2 separate regions of the Homo sapiens genome follow, and region 2 is linked to region 1. A link is an interaction called in ENCODE POLR2A ChIA-PET data of the cell type or tissue named here. Cell type or tissue: PC-9. All regions are shown on one strand. Links, peaks and the distances in the headings refer to the core of each region. The heading gives the core; the rest is flanking DNA.

Region 1 (2,916 bases), core at 169-2,668:
TGCTCTAACAAATTTCAAGAGCTGCTGAATTTCATGTGACTCCTAAGGGCAGAATTCATTAGCCCACAGAAATTACAAAGACATAGTTTTCATCTAAATAAAGTAAAAGGAAGAAATTGCTAATAATTAAATGAGCTGCTTGGGAAGAGTGAGATTATCATCAAAAATATTCACTCAAGCTGAATGCCCATCTGTTGTAGATGCCAGAGAGAGGATTCTTCTAGTACGTGGGTCCTTACATTAACTGAATTCTCAGGTCCTTACCAATGCTAAGATTTTACAAATAGGAAGGAAGAAAGAAAACAAATGGGGTTGGGCACAGTGGCTCACAGCTATAATTCCAACACTCTGGGAGACCAAAACAGGAGTATCTCTTGAGACTAGGAGTTCCAAACCAGCCTGGGCAACACAGCAAGATCCTGTTTCTAAAAAAATAAAAATAAAAAAAGTAGCCGGGCATGGTGGTGCATGCCTGTAGTCATAGCTATCTGGGAGGCTGAGGCAGAAGAATTGCTTGAGCCCAGGAATTTGAGGCTCCAGTGAGCTATGACTGCACCACTGCACTCCAGCCTGGTTGACAGAGCAAGACCCTGTCTCTGAAAAATAAAAATAAACAAAAGGGACATTAGAATAGTTATACAATGGATTATTTTTTAAAGGCTATATTATTTCTCCCCCACCCCCAATATCCCCAAGGACACCAGAGAAGGGCTATATTATAAACTCAAGAGTCACCATTTGGATTAGGAGAATAAGGGGGTAAAAGCAAAAGTAAAGGATAATAGGCCCTTTTACTTCCCTAGTCAGAGGACAGAAACTAGTGACATTCTTTCAGACAGAAAGAAAATATGTTCAAGTATGAAGGTTTCAAAACTATGCTAGAAAACAGCTTCTTTCCTGATAAAAATCAATCCCCCAAAACCACAGGAAAGTATCTTTCCTTTCTAACTCAATTTAAGTACACTAATTAGCACCTCTAGAATAGGATAATCACCAATGTGGTCTTTGGATGAAAATGGTAATTTAAAATTTACAAAAGAGTTTCTTCAGAATTCTTCCTCTATCCTCTTGAAATTATTTGAATGTTAAATTACTCTTTATGAAGCCTTGCAGTGGCTCACACCTGTAATCTCAGCCCTTTGGGAGTCCAAGGTGGGAGGATTGCTTGAGCCCAGGAGTTTGAAACCAGCCTGGGCAGCATAGTGAGACCATGTCTCTACTAAAGGAAAAAAAAAAAATTAGCCAAGCATAGTTTCATGAGCCTGTAGTCCCAGCTCCACAGGAACGTGAGGTGGGAGAACTGCCTGAGCCCAGGAGTTGGAGGCTGCGGTGAATCATGATCACACTACTGCACTCCAGCCTGGGCAACAGAGCAAGACTCTGTCTAAAAAAAAAAAAACTGCTTGCCATACTGAGTGAATCAGGAATGTCACTGAGCATGATCATGCTGTTTTCAAAAACTTGGTTTTTAATTTAAGTCATTTCTATGGTGACTAATACCGCTGAATCAACTCATTCAAAGATATTTTTAAATAAACAAACTCTTACTCATCTTCTTCTAAGAAGATGAAAACACATTCTTTACTTCTCTAGAGAATTCAGGCATATACTTAAAAGATGTCTGGATATAGTCTAAAAGTGTACCACCTGGGCCCAGGCCCTCCCAGAAAATACACTACTGGATCAATGATTACTGAGCATCAATGAGGACAATGTGAAACAAAAAAAATTCATCTCCACCGAATTGAGTTTTATTTCTTTTAAGTGTCAAAGTGGGCTGGGTTTGGTGGCTCAAGCCTGTAATCCTAGCACACTTTGGGAAGCCTAAGCAGGCAGATCACTTGAGCCTAGGAGTTCAAGATCAGTCTGGTCTAGACAACATGGTGAAACCTTATCTCTACAAAGGATACAAAAAATTAGCTGGGCATGGTAGCGTGCACCTGTAGTCCCAGCTACGGGGGCAGGGTAGGGGTGGGTATGGGGTGGTGAGCCTGAGGTGGGAGGATCAGCTGAGCGCGGAGGTCGAGACTGTAGTGAGCTGTGATCGCTGCACTCCAGACTGGGTGACAGAATGAGACCCTGTCTCAAAAGAAAAAAAAGTGTCAAAGTGTATTATTTTAGCCATTCTAGATGGAAATCTTTATGAAATGGATTATATGCTTCCTTGTTTCATTTTTTAAATCTATAGACCATAATTGAGTCGTTATTGATTTAGTCATCATTATGAACCTGAATTACTACGCAGTGCTAATGTCCTCATAGGCTACTGAAGTCTATAGTGATGATTAGCTCTTTCAGAAAGATATCTGAATACTGTGCTTTTTTATTTTTTGTATCTGCCTTTATTAGGTTTCCTATTTGCTCATTTGAAGAGTTAACTCACATTTCTTGCTGATGTCAAAGTGGCCTGCCAACAAGCATCTTCCAATGTCTCTTCTTCTAATCTGTTATTGGCTAATCTACATTGATTCAGAAACCAGATAGCCAAGTGTGTTAAAATTTTGTTTAAAGAGTAAATGCAACCGGGCGCGGTGGCTCATGCCTGTAATCCCAGCACTTTGAGAAGCCGAAGCCAGGTGGATCACTTGAGGTCAGGAGTTCAAGATGAGCCTGGTCAACATGGTGAAACCCAGTCTCTACTAAAAATACAAAAATTAGCCAGGCATGGTGGCAGGCGCTTGTAATCCCAGCTACTTGGGAGGCTGAGGCAGAAGAATCACTTGAACCTGGGAGGCAGAGGTTGCAGTGAGCCAAGATCGCGCCACTGCACTCCAGCCTGGGCGACAGAGGGACACTGTCCCAAAAAAAAAAAAAAAAAAAAAAAGAAAGAAAGAAAGAAAAAAAAAAGATTAAATGCGGCCGGGTGTGGTGGCTCATGCCTGTAATTCCAGCACTTTGGGAGGCCAAGGCAGGCAG
Region 2 (2,916 bases), core at 327-2,826, 140 kb before region 1:
GATTATAGGCGTGAGCCAACGCACCCAGCCGTGCAATAGGGATTTTAACTCAAGTCGATCAGACTTTCCTCTTTACCACACTGTTGTTTAGTTTCTGAGGGGGTCCCTGTTTGAGGATCTGGAGGAGCTTTGATTACTTTAGAAAAGCTAAAGAGAGCAGAGGGAAAGTCAAAAGAGCAAAAACACCATCCTCTTTGGGCTGCAGTCTCTGAATTTGCAGGCTCCCCTATGGAAAAGGACTCAGCTAGAAATGACCAGCTGACTACTCACCTGGCTCTTAAGAACCATCTCTAGAAGGGGCAAGGGAAGAAGGAAAACCCTCTTCTGGTCTCCTGGCTCTATGAATGGCATTCTTAGAACTACCACCTCTGTGGGCCCCTGACCATCCTCCCTGATCCTGTTTGCCCAACCCATCTGCTCACACCTCAGGCCCAGCTCAAGTCTTCTCTTTGTGACTCTGCCTCCGCCCACCTCTCTATGAAACCTGCTGCTCCACACTGCTTCTCCTTAACAGTTCTTAAAGTGCCTCCCTCGCCAGCCAGAGTGTACCATAGCTTACCCCTTCCATGCACTCTCAGTAACTAGAAAACCTGAGGGACACTGGAGCATCTCTCTGAGCTACCAAGTGTGTTTGGCCCTTATGACCCTGGAAGAAACCTGTGATCATCCTTATTTTACAGATGGTAAAACTAGAGCTCAGGTTGGTAATATAAGTTGCTCAAGGACATATAACCAATTAGGTCGCAGAGTCAGGATTCAGCCCAAGTCTGTCTCACTCCAAACCTCAAACACCTTTCACCGCATTGCTTTTGCTGTCTAGTGCAGACTGAGCACGTAGCAGGGGCTCAGATCACACCAGACTGAGTGGGTGGGTGCAGGCTTCTAAAGCAGCGGGACCCACTGAGCTGGGCCAACAGGCTGCAAGATATTTAGGCTTTGCAGCCTTGTTTCTGGGACCCTGTGTCCACTATTCTCAGCTGTAACTCTCAACCCTGCCTCCAAGGGAACTGCCAGCACTGTAGCTCAGTTTTTCTTTTTTTAAAGGCACTCAGCATATCAGCATAAAAAGGCCACAGAATTATTGCTCCAGCAACCCAGTCAACGATTCCAGAAGCATTTGCATGCAATCTCTTCCACCCCCTCTTCTCTGCAGCTTTACTGTTCTAACCTCACCCAGCAGAGAACTGGGAACATTAATCCTGACCTTATTATTTGCTAATTGCTTGCAGCACACAATTAGCACCCAATTAACATAAAAATATAGAATTTTAGCACTCAGGCCCAGAAATTATCTAGATCAACCCACTCTCTTTTAGGAAAGGAGAAAAAAATCAGCGGAAAAGTGATTTGCCCAAGGTCACACAGCAAGTTAGAGATGTAGGGCAGAAAACAAGTTTCGAGTCTGCTGGTGTCTTGTCCACCATACTATGCTCCCGCTCGTGTCTTCTCGGCTGTTACAGCTCTCTAAGGGTAGGGGCATGCTTCCCTTTGTTTTGATGTTGTCTAGCATGGGTTCAGGTACCTTTACCTTCGGAATAACAATAGCTCCATTTAACTGAGCTCACCATGTGCCACCAGCTGTTCATCCAGTATTTCACCTGATTCTCACAACAACCCTGAGAGGGAGATACTATCATCTTCATCTTACAGATGCAAAATGGAGGCCCAGAGAGTTAACAGCTAGAATATATTAAGAACCAGCAATTGAATCAAGTCTTGGAATCCAAAGCTCATGTTCTTTCCATTACATTTCCTGGCTCCTCAATCTGTGGCCTCCATCCCACAGGCCTCTTACTTTGATTGTCTTTGTCTTTCTTCTCAATTAAGAGCTAGAGTGGCCAAAGAGGCTTTTTGCAGATGAAGATGGCAAACAAACTCCTGTATTCATCGGTCTTCCTGCCCAGGGACCCCTCCCAGGCCCAGATCTCTTCAACATTCCCACCTGATCATGGTCAATATCAGCATCTCCTGTGATCACAATTCTCTTTTCAATACGTGTCTCTGAAATCCCACCTTTTACAGTCTGGAACCAAAGAGAAGATGTCATATGAGATCAGCGATATAACAAGAATTAAAAAAAAAGAAAAAGAGGCCAGGTTTAGTGGTTCACACTTGTAATCTCAACACTTTGGGAGGCTGAGATAGGAGGAATGCTTGCGGCCAGGAGTTTGAGACCAGCCTGGGCAACATAATGAGACCTCGTCTCTATTAACAAACAAACAAACAAAAAAAGAAAAATAGCAAAGATTATTCCGAAAGCTCCACTCCAAATTTTAATCTACTGCTGGGTACTGCAAAGGACAGCTTTCTAACCTACTTGTCCAAAATCTCAACCAGACCTGCTACTTCTACTCCCTTGTAGAGTACACTTCTACTCCCCTGGATTATTAAAATCTTTGTTTTTTTTTTTTTTTGAGACAGAGTCTCGCTCTGTTGTCCAGGCTGGAGTGTAGTGGTGTGATCTCGGCTCACTGCAACCTCTGCCTCCCGGGTTCAAGCAATTCTCCTGCCTCAGCCTCCTGAGTAGATGGGACTACAGGCACGCACCACCATGCCCAGCTAATTTTTGGATTTTTAGTAGAGATGGGGTTTCACTATGTTGGCCAGGCTGGTCTCAAACTCCTGACCTTGTGATCCACCCACCTCAGCCTCCCAAAGTGCTTGGATTACAGGCGTGAGCCACCACATCCAGCCTTGATTACTACAATCTTTTTTATTTATTTATTTATTTATTTTTTGAGACGGAGTCTTGCTCTGTCGCCCAGGCTGGAGTACAGTGGTGCGATCTCGGCTCACTGCAAGCTCTGTCTACTGGGTTCACACCATTCTCCTGCCTCAGCCTCCCAAGTAGCTGGGACTACAGGCGCCTGCCACCACGCCCGGCTAATTTTTTCTATTTTTAGTAGAGACGGGGTT

Evidence for each region. Peaks named below come from ENCODE experiments on the same cell type or tissue, not always from the same donor. Only the 100,000 strongest peaks of a DNase experiment are listed, where the experiment ranks them.
Region 2: POLR2A ChIA-PET joins it to region 1 with 7 read pairs; 6 of 35 experiments call an interaction of 5 or more read pairs at or near these places.

Annotation. Positions count from the first base shown.
Region 1 is chr1:28,971,089-28,974,004 of GRCh38, reverse strand. All of the region lies in intron 1 of EPB41 (erythrocyte membrane protein band 4.1), which reads right to left. Among named protein-coding and RNA genes, the nearest start is that of EPB41, 58 kb to the right of the region's middle. In PC-9, for the core only: no CTCF peak of the experiment used is centred there; a DNase peak (open chromatin) is centred at 1,444; H3K27ac peaks cover 2,427 bases.
Region 2 is chr1:29,111,475-29,114,390 of GRCh38, reverse strand. EPB41 (erythrocyte membrane protein band 4.1) reads right to left here. Exons shown (of 21, transcript NM_001376013.1): 19 at 1,943-2,023. Among named protein-coding and RNA genes, the nearest start is that of TMEM200B, 11 kb to the left of the region's middle. In PC-9, for the core only: no CTCF peak of the experiment used is centred there; no DNase peak of the experiment used is centred there.